3 separate regions of the Homo sapiens genome follow, and all the other regions are linked to region 2. Evidence: chromatin contacts called from ENCODE Hi-C or POLR2A ChIA-PET data. All regions are on one chromosome and are shown on one strand. Each heading gives the region's core, a stretch centred on a gene start or an enhancer-like site at or near the end of the contact. The rest is flanking DNA. Distances are from core to core; before and after follow the strand shown.

Region 1 (2,885 bases), core at 97-2,596, 120 kb before region 2:
TTTGCCTATGTCGATGATCAGGGCCACATTACAAGTGTGTTGGGGGGGGGGCACGTAAGGGACATGGGTGTATGTGTGTGATCCCTGTGTGCATGGCTAGATGATTCTCCCAGGGGGGTTGTCAGCCGCCTGGGCATCAGTTGGTCAGTGTGTCCAAGGCCTGTGGGTACATCTGGGCAACCCAGTGTGTGTGTGTGTGTGTGTGTCTGTGTGTTGTGTTGTGACAGCCAGTGTTGCTTTGTATCTGTGACGCTGTGTATCTCTTTGTATTGGGGTCCTTTGCATTCACTTCCAGGTGTTTGGTGTGTGTTTATGTGACATTGTGTATCTTCCCTTCATTAGTGTCATCTTATTTATTTAGTTATTTTTTTTCAGACAGGGTCTTGCTCTGTCACCCAGGTTGGAGTGCAATGGCACTATCATGGCTCACTGCACCCTTGACCTCCCCGGGCTCAAGGGATCCCCCCACTTCAGCCTCCTAAGTAGCTGGGACCACAGGCATCCACCACCACACCCAGCTAATTTTTGTATTTTTGGTAGAGAGGGGTTTTGCCATGTTGTCCAGGCTGGTCTTGAACTCCTGAGCTCAAGCAATCCACTGGCCTCGGCCTCTCAATCATCAGTGTCATTCTGTACATCGGGGTGTACTGCCACAACTGCCAGTGTGTTCTGGCACTGCGATGTGTGTGTGTTGTGTATGTGTCTGCGTGTAGGAATTGTGTGTCTGGAAGGTGTCAGCGTGTGGCTGTGTGATCTTGCATGTGTCTGTGTTCTGCAGGAACATGCGTCAGTGTGTGTGCATCAGTGTGCATCTCTATGTGTCATGCACTGGTGTGTCTTCGTGTATATCAGTGTGTGTCTACGTGACGCCTGCTTTGGTGTATGTCTATACGCGGTTCCTTGTTGTGTGCCTGGATACCATGGTGGGACGGTGCATGTCAGAGCGTGGGTCGTGGGTGTTTTCCCAGACTGCTGTGTGTGTGTGCCCGTGTGTAGGGGTTGTGTGTCTGTGCCTTGTGTGCACTGGTGTCCGAGTGTGCTTTGTGTTCGAAGGCGGAACGTGTGGCCAGGCGTTCTGGACGTGACATGTGTGGCGGGGTCCGAGTCCCGCTGCGTGTCAGCGTGTGTCTGCGCTGGAACGCGGGCCAGCACGTGTCAGGGCGGCCGCGTCGGTGTGCGCCCCCGCGCGCGCGTGTGCGTGTGTTCGTGTGTGTGTGTGCATGTGTGTGCTTGTGTGTGTGCGCCGGCCGCCGCTCCCCCGCCCTGCCCGCCCCTCCCCGCGCCCCTCCTCCCGCCCGCGCCGCCCGCCCGCTCCCTCTCCCCGGAGTGCGCCGCTTCCAAACTTTGTCTAAACTTTCACTTTCACAGCGCGGCGGCTGCGGCGGCGGCGGCGGCGGGCGAGGGTGACCGGCCGAGCGGCGGCGGCATGGAGTAGACGCGCGGCGGCAGCGGCGGCGGCGGCGGACGCGAGAGGCAGCGGCGAGCGCGGCGGCGGCGGCGGCAGCGGCGGCCCCGGAGCCGGCGGGGCCGAGCTTGCGAGCGGCGAGCGCGGAGCGGCGCCGGGCCGAGCGCGGGGCCGCGGGCCGGGCGGGCGCAGCGCGGCGGAGGCCGGAGGAGCCGAGCCGGAGCCCGAGCCCGAGCGCGGCCGCCGCCTGCCGGGCCTCCCCTCGCCGCGGCCGGCCGCCGCGCTCCCGCCCGGGCGCCCAGCTATGTACTCCCCGTACTGCCTCACCCAGGTACCGGCCGCCGCCCCCGCGCGACCGGGGGAGGGGAGCGGGCGCGGGAGGCCGGCCGGCGGCGCGGGCGGAGGGGACGCGCGGCGGCCGGGAAGGGGGGGCCGAGAGCCCGCGGGCCGCCGAGGGGTGCAGGCTGTGCCGCGGGGAGCCCAGGCACGCGTGCGGGCGTCACCGTGCGCGTGCGACCCTGGCCACCGGGCGGACTCCTTTTGGGGGTTCCGGGGGTGGCCAGCTGCGTCGTGGCGCTGCCCGTGGAGCGCAGGCGGGAGTGCGTGTACGTGTGTGTGTGTGTGTGTGTGTGTGTGTGCGCGCTCGACTGGGGTGCGATGGGCAGCGGGACTCCGGCTGACCTGTGGGCTACTGTAGCGCGCACCCGGGCAGCGTGGTCGCTGGCAGTGTTTGCGGGGTTGACAGAGTGGCAAGAGGGTGGTCCCGAGGGCGCAGAGGGGACACTGGGTCCCGCGACGCTTCCTGGGGAGGGCGCAGCGGTTCCCGAGGGTGGCAGTGGCCGGCGTGCGTGGCGGCGGCCCTTGCGTGCGGCCGGGGTGCCTGGGGTGGGCCGAGCGGCCCGGGCGTCTCCCCAAAGTCTTTGTTTAGGCCTCACATGGGAGCGGGGCTAAGAAAATGGCGGGGCTCCCAAATTTCGGAGGGGCAGGGGAGGGGAGAGGGGGGCGGGCGCGCTGCCAGCGGTGGCCGCGCCTCTCCGACCCCGGACGTCGCAGCCTCTGCCCCCCCACCCCCAAACTTTCCTCGGCGCAAACTTTCTGGCCCCAGCGACCCGGGCTGCTGCGGAGTGGACCCGGCAGGCCTGGGGAATCCCGTCCCGTCGCCTGGAGGCGGGAGGGGCGGGAGGCAGCCGTGGACACAGCCGACAGTGCTGCGGCCACACCGTCGGGTCAGCCTCGGGCACAACAGCGCCGACCTTGGCGCGTTGCTAGAGCGCGTCCCGCCTGCAGCGAAGTTCCCTGCGCGGCGCACGGCTGCGGCAAAAGCTTCGAGGATGCCTGTCGGGCCACCCAACTCTCCCTGGGCTGTGGCCTGAGGCTCTAAGAGGGCACAGAAGCTGCCCAGAGTCCCACAGTGGCCCTGACAGCGTTGCCTGCAGGGCCAAGCCACAGCTGGTAACAGTCTCCGAAGAGGGGACATCTA
Region 2 (2,779 bases), core at 119-2,618:
TTTGCAACCACAGATCTGAGCCCAGGCACCTCTAGGGCAAATCGAATGGAACGTAGGCCTGAAGCTGCCAGGCCTTCCAGCACATGCAGGCCTTCCTGTTGGAGTAAGCAGAAAACCTCCCTCACATCTCCACCTCCATCCTCTTCTGGGCCCCAAGGAGCCCCCACCACCCACCTCCTATAGCTCTCCCCCTCCAGGAGCCCTCTGTCTCCCGCTAAATTCCAGGGCTGCCAGCTCCTATGCTCAGGCCCCACCTCACAGATCTCCCCCACGGCCGCTGTGCGAGGTTGGTCTCCTGAGGCCAGGTTTTCACTCTCTTTCAGTTCAACCTTTTCCTCCTCTTGCTCTGACAAGTCCACGACCACTTTTTGCGTGTCCTTCTCTCCTGGAACCTTGACTGCAGCCACCCAGAGGCACAAGTCAGAGAATAACAAGGTCCCCTCTGAGAAACCTCCCCTTAATCTCCAAAATATCGTCCCTGAAATCCCTGCGGAAAGGCTGAAGGAGCAGAACCCAGGGCCTGCTATGTGGCTGAAGCCCCTCTGGATTTGGGCGGCAGAAGAGCCCAGGCAGGGAGATAAACTTGTGTGACCCCCGCCCACCAGAAGCCTGGACCTCCACTCACTCTGGATTCCTTTGGCCCCAAGCTGAATGCGAGCAAACTCGGTGATCACAGCACATCTGGTGGGAGACAGAGGACTAGCTCATACCCCGCCCCCGCCATCCACACTGACCCACTAGCCGATGCCAGGCTAACGTCTGACCCCTGCTCACGTCAGGTCCCGATTGAATTCCTGCACCGGGTTATAAAAGACCTCGTTGGCACTGGGAAAGGCGATTTTGGCAGCCCCCTCGGTGACTGTCGTCTCCTGGACTTCACGTGGACGTTCTTCTCCGTAGGGCCCGGTGCCGTTCTCCATCGCTGCTGTATTCGGCAGCCCTGGAGACTGCCACTCGAAAAACCGGGCTCTAGAGAGCACCCGGGCGGAGCGGAAAGTGAGGCTTAGCCACAGAGACGATCCTTGCATGAGACATCCGCTGGCGCCTCCGCCCGCCAAGCCTGGTTCGGGGGGCGGGGGAGGGCACAGAGAGGGTCAGAGAGCCGCATTCCGGGCCCGGGGATGTCCTACATATCTATGAGGTAGGGACTAGGAAAACCTGCGGCCTCGGTAAGCTGATATCCCCTCGTTTTGGGGATGACTGGTCCCTGTGGAGCCGATGCCCTCGTGCAGGCCCGCCCCGAGTCCGAATCCCTCCCCGCGCTGCCTAGCCCGTCCTCACCTGCTCTCGTAGCCACAGAAAACCGAATTAGTCAAGGTGCACGTTTCCCGAATTAGGACCTGGGCGCCGCCATGTTGGCACAGTGGGTGGGCGAATCACATGATAGTGGTTGGCCAGTCAATGAGGAAACGTACGGTGGGCGGCCGGGATCAAAATGAAAGCCATAAAGGAAGCGCGCTGATCGTGCTGTTCCGGGGGTGTTAATCACAGTGGATCCCCTGGGAGAGGACACGTCCCTAGTCCCATTTCACAGATGAGGAAGTTGTGGCTCAGAAAAGGGGCGGTAAGCGGAGAAACCCAACACTTATTGGTCCTCTTCTGTGTTCTGGGTGCTATATACACATTATTTCAGAGCACCCTGCAGGAATGACTCAGGCTCTGGAGTTGGATTTACCGGGTTTGAATCTCAGTCCCATCACATGCTCTGGGCAGGTTACTCCCGCGGCTTCACTTTTCTTACCTATTAAATGAGAATCGTGGTTTCTCAGATAGAGCAAAGATTAAATGACAGATTCCTGGAAAGTGTGCAAAGAACCACTCTAACATTGTAAGCGCTCGGTAAAGTTCTAACCAGTGTATGAAGGCAGGACAGCGAAGTGGTCCCGGCTACCTGGGTTCCAGTCTCAGCTCGCCCTGCGACTTGTTAACTCTGAACTTAAGTTACCGCTTTTGCAAAATGGGCAGAACTTTTTTTTACCATTTGTTACTGGGTTGTAGTGAGAAGTAAACGAGTTAGTGCAGGTAAAATGCTAACAGAACCTAGCATCCGGTAAGCATCATAAAAGTCTTAGGTCTTATTGTCGCTTTTGAGCCTGTGTTTAAATCCTGGCACCTACCATCACTTCCTTGCTGTGTGATGATCTTGACCAGCTTTCTTCATTTCTCTGTGCCTCCTTTTCTTTCTTTCTTTCTTTTTTTTTTTTTTTTGAGACGGAGTCTCGCCCAGGCTGGAGTGCAGTGGCATGATCTCGGCTCACTGCAACCACCGCCTCCCGGGTGCAAGCGATTCTTCTGCCTCAGTCTCCCGAGTAGCTGGGATTACAAGCGCATGCCATCACGCCCGGCTAATTTTTGTATTTTTAGTAGAGACAGAGTTTCACCATATTGGCCAGGCTGGTTTCGAACTCCTGACCTCAGGCGATCCACCCACCTCGGTCTCCCAAAGTGCTGGGATTACAGGCGTGAGACACCGCGCCCAGCTGCCTTTATTTTCTATAGTGTGTCTGTAGCAGTTCTCACTAAAAAATGTTACTGTGTAGTTTAAACGAGCTAATTCCCATAAAGAATGTAACGCAGTGCCTGCCACAATAAACAGCAGTCATTATTGTTTTTGTTTTACAGGAAACTAAAGTTCGGAAAGGTAGAGCGACTTGCCCAAGGTCGCGGGACTAGAAGGTGGCGGGGCCAGGATTCGAACCATCGAGCTGAGCCGACGTACTGGCGAGGATCCCCCAGGGGCATAGAGAGGAGACGGAGCCGGTTAGAAGGGGCGCGCTCG
Region 3 (2,998 bases), core at 9-2,508, 99 kb after region 2:
CCCTTTCCCTCCCCCTCCATCTGTCCTGGTGGATTGGATCCCAGGGCTGGGCTCAGCTCTTACACTTGTGAGGTGTGACCAGCAGGTCTAGCGTCTTCTGGGACAGATTGGGCCAAATCGCCATCATCTCCTTCCGCAGCTCAGCGTCCATCTGCTGTTTGTCGGCTCCTCCTGCAATGGGGGTGTAGACAGACCCTGACTGCCTGCCTGGGTGTCAGCTGGACTCTGGGTCAGCTGCAAAGCCATAGGCTCCCGAGAACGAGACCCCAATCTTTCTGGTCCCCATGGGGTCTCCAGTTCCCCAACGGCCTGGCCCAGAGGAGGCCCTGGGCAGTGCTGCTGGAATGACCTTGTGGGCTCTGGTTTTCGGTGGGGCCAGGACCATGGAGCAGCTGTGCAGGAGACAGCCCGGCATGGAGAACAGCTGGGCGACCTGGGTCCCAATCTTGTCTCCCAGTTATCGGCTGCATGACTTAGGTTACTCTACCACTTAGTAACTCAGTTTCTCCATCTGTGAAATGGAGATGATAGCAAGAGTACTTGCCTCACCTGGTTGTTGTGTGTGTGTGTGTGTGTTTTTTTTTTTTTTTTAGACAGAGTCTTGCTCTGTTGCCCAGGCTGGAGTGCAGTGGCACGAGCTTGGCTCACTGCAACCTCCGACTCCTGGGTTCAAGCAATTCTCCTGTCTCAGCTTCCCGAGTAGCTGGGATTACAGACATGCACCACCATGCCTGGCTAATTTTTTGTATTTTTAGTAGAGACGGAGTTTCACCATGTTGGTCAAGCTGGTCTCGAACTCCTAACCTCGGGTGATCCACACGCCTCGGCCTCCCAAAGTGCTGGGATTACAGGCGTAAGCCACCGCGCCTGGCTGGTTGTTTTTTTTTTGTTTTTTTTTTGAGATGGAGTTTCACTCTTGTTGCCCAGGCTGGAGTGCAATGGTGCAATCTCAGCTCACTGCAACCTCTGCCTCCTGGGTTCAAGCGATTCTCCTGCCTCAGCCTCCCGAGTAGCTGGGATTACAGGTGTGCACCACCACGCCCAACTAATTTTGTATTTTTAGTAGAGACGGGGTTTCACCATGTTGGCCAGGCTGGTCTCAAACTCCTGACCTCAGGTGATCCACCCTCCTCAGCCTCCCAAAGTGCTGGCGATTACATGCGTGAGCCACCGCGTCTGGCCTGTTTTTTTTTTTTTTTTGACAGAGTCTCTCTCTGTTCCCAGGCTGAAGTGCAGTCATGTGATCTCGACTCACTGTTACCTCCGCCTCCCAGGTTCAAGAGATTCTCCCGCTTCAGCTTCCTGAGTAGCTGGGACTACAGGCACGCACCACCATGCCTGGCTATCACCTGGTTGTTTGATGATCAAAGTAACGTGCGTGCAGCCTTGGGACAGTGTCTGCCATAGGATTATTACTGCAGTGACCCATCTGTTCAAGGCTGGGACGCCCTGGAGCATCCCCAACAGAGGAAGTTTTGGTTTTGGTTTTATTTTGATTTTTGAGACAGGGTTTTGCTCTGTCGCCCAGGCTAGAGTGCCGTGGCACAAACATAGCTCACTGCAGTCTCGACCTCCTGGGCTCAAGATCCTCCCACCTCAGCCTCCCAAAGTGCTGGAATTACAGATGAAAGCCACTGTGCGTGGCTCAGAGGAGGTCTTTTCCCCTTTCCCAAGTCTCCACTGCCACGGACATGCCCTTGGCCTGCAGCCAGTCCCTCGTCCCTCACCCCAGTCATGGGGTGAGTCATTAAAGCTCTCTGACGGTGTTTCCTGGCCCTCCTACCTGAGTACATGGGGGGGTTCCTCCTGTGGTTGGCAGGGCCATGTGATGAGTCCTTGCTAATGGGGTGTGCACCATGTAATGTGCCACTTTGGGGCCAGAGCATTTATTATTATTTTTATTATTGTTATTATTTTTGAGATGGAGTCTCGCTCTGTCACTCAGGCTGGAGTGCAATGGCATGATCTCGGCTCACTGCAACCTCCACCTTCAGAGTTCAAGCGATTCTCCTACCTCAGCCTCCTGAGTAGCTGGGATTACAGACATCTGCCTGGCTATTTTTATATTTTTGTAGAGACAGGGTTTCACCATGTTGGCCAGGCTGGTCTCGAACTCCTGACCTCAGGTGATCTGCCTGCCTCGGCCTCCCAAAGTGCTGGGATTACAGGCATGAGCCACTGTGCCTGGCCTATTATTTTTTTTAAAAATTTATCTATCTATCTATCTATCTATCTATCTATCTATCTATCTATCTATCTATCATCTATCTATCGATCGACAGGGACTTACTCTGTTGCCCAGGCTGTGGCACAATCTTTGTTCACCGAAGCCTTGAGCTCCTGGGCTCAAGCAATCCACATTCTGACAGTCAGAATGTCACTGTGGGCTGCTATTTGGATATGCTAACTGGGTTTACGTTTAATATGCTAATTGGTTCAGGCAGGTAGTTGGCTCTGCCCTCAATGCCTGGGGTGGGGGGCTTGAAAGAGGATAGGGTCCAGCCTGGTCAACATGGTGAAACCAGTCTCTAGTAAAAATGCAAAAATTAGCTGGGCGTGGTGGCGTGCGCCTGTAATCCCAACTACTCGGGAGGCTGAGGCATGAGAATCGCTTGAACCTGGGAGGTGGAGGCTGCAGTGGTGAGTTGAGACTGCGCCACTGCACTCCAGCCTGGGCGACAGAACGAGACTCCGTCTCAAAACAATACAAAACAAACAAAACCAAAACCAAAATAGAGATTCTTCTGGGCAGAGAGAACAGAGGGGTGGGTGGGAGAGAGAAACAGATGGACAGGGAAGAGAGAGAGAGAGACAGAGACAGAGAGAATGAGATGGACTTGCCCCCTTTCTCCCAGTCTCCAGCAATGAATGGTGACACCATTTTTGAGAATCTGAAGAATGAGGTTAATCTGTACCCCCTTTGCAGCCCCTTAGCCTGCTGGAAAGGAAGCTCAGTGTGCTTAGAAAGTGAGCTGAACTATGAAAAGAAAGCGCGTTA

Evidence for each region. Hi-C counts contacts between places; a loop is a spot of excess contacts on that map. ChIA-PET counts read pairs that join two places held with the same protein, here RNA polymerase II (POLR2A). Pooled maps may share reads with other maps.
Region 1: a loop to region 2 is called in a pooled map, with 2.6 times the contacts of the local background. The contact joins the promoter of NFIX here to the promoter of TRMT1 in region 2. A Hi-C loop is called at or near these places in 1 of 168 maps with a recorded cell type or tissue (natural killer cell) and 8 of 50 pooled maps. POLR2A ChIA-PET finds 5 or more read pairs at or near these places in 9 of 52 experiments (A673, H1, IMR-90 and 6 more).
Region 3: a loop to region 2 is called in a pooled map, with 4 times the contacts of the local background. The contact joins the enhancer-like site here to the promoter of TRMT1 in region 2. A Hi-C loop is called at or near these places in 1 of 168 maps with a recorded cell type or tissue (B cell), 17 of 37 single-sample maps with no recorded cell type and 11 of 50 pooled maps. POLR2A ChIA-PET finds 5 or more read pairs at or near these places in 4 of 52 experiments (CD8-positive, alpha-beta T cell, H1, activated B cell and 1 more).

The regions. Positions count from the first base shown.
Region 1 is chr19:12,994,129-12,997,013 of GRCh38, forward strand. It overlaps NFIX (nuclear factor I X), which reads left to right and starts at 1,347. Exons shown (of 11, transcript NM_001365902.3): 1 at 1,347-1,736. The coding sequence starts at 1,710. RefSeq lists a silencer at 1,294-1,453 and an enhancer at 1,628-2,216.
Region 2 is chr19:13,115,372-13,118,150 of GRCh38, forward strand. It overlaps TRMT1 (tRNA methyltransferase 1), which reads right to left and starts at 1,369. Exons shown (of 17, transcript NM_001136035.4): 1 at 1,282-1,369; 2 at 775-1,060; 3 at 626-681; 4 at 255-397; 5 at 1-95. The coding sequence starts at 1,028. It also overlaps a transcript of NACC1 not described here. RefSeq lists enhancers at 1,363-1,552, 2,513-2,662 and a silencer at 2,703-2,779.
Region 3 is chr19:13,214,438-13,217,435 of GRCh38, forward strand. CACNA1A (calcium voltage-gated channel subunit alpha1 A) reads right to left here. Exons shown (of 47, transcript NM_001127222.2): 39 at 64-171. Among named protein-coding and RNA genes, the nearest start is that of IER2, 66 kb to the left of the region's middle. RefSeq lists a silencer at 1,164-1,364 and enhancers at 1,245-1,294, 1,415-1,784. Within about 2 kb of position 1,259, at least 5 of the 41 ENCODE cell types and tissues checked have a DNase peak (open chromatin) inside an H3K27ac peak, as active enhancers do; they include B cell and CD8-positive, alpha-beta T cell, where a contact is called at or near this core.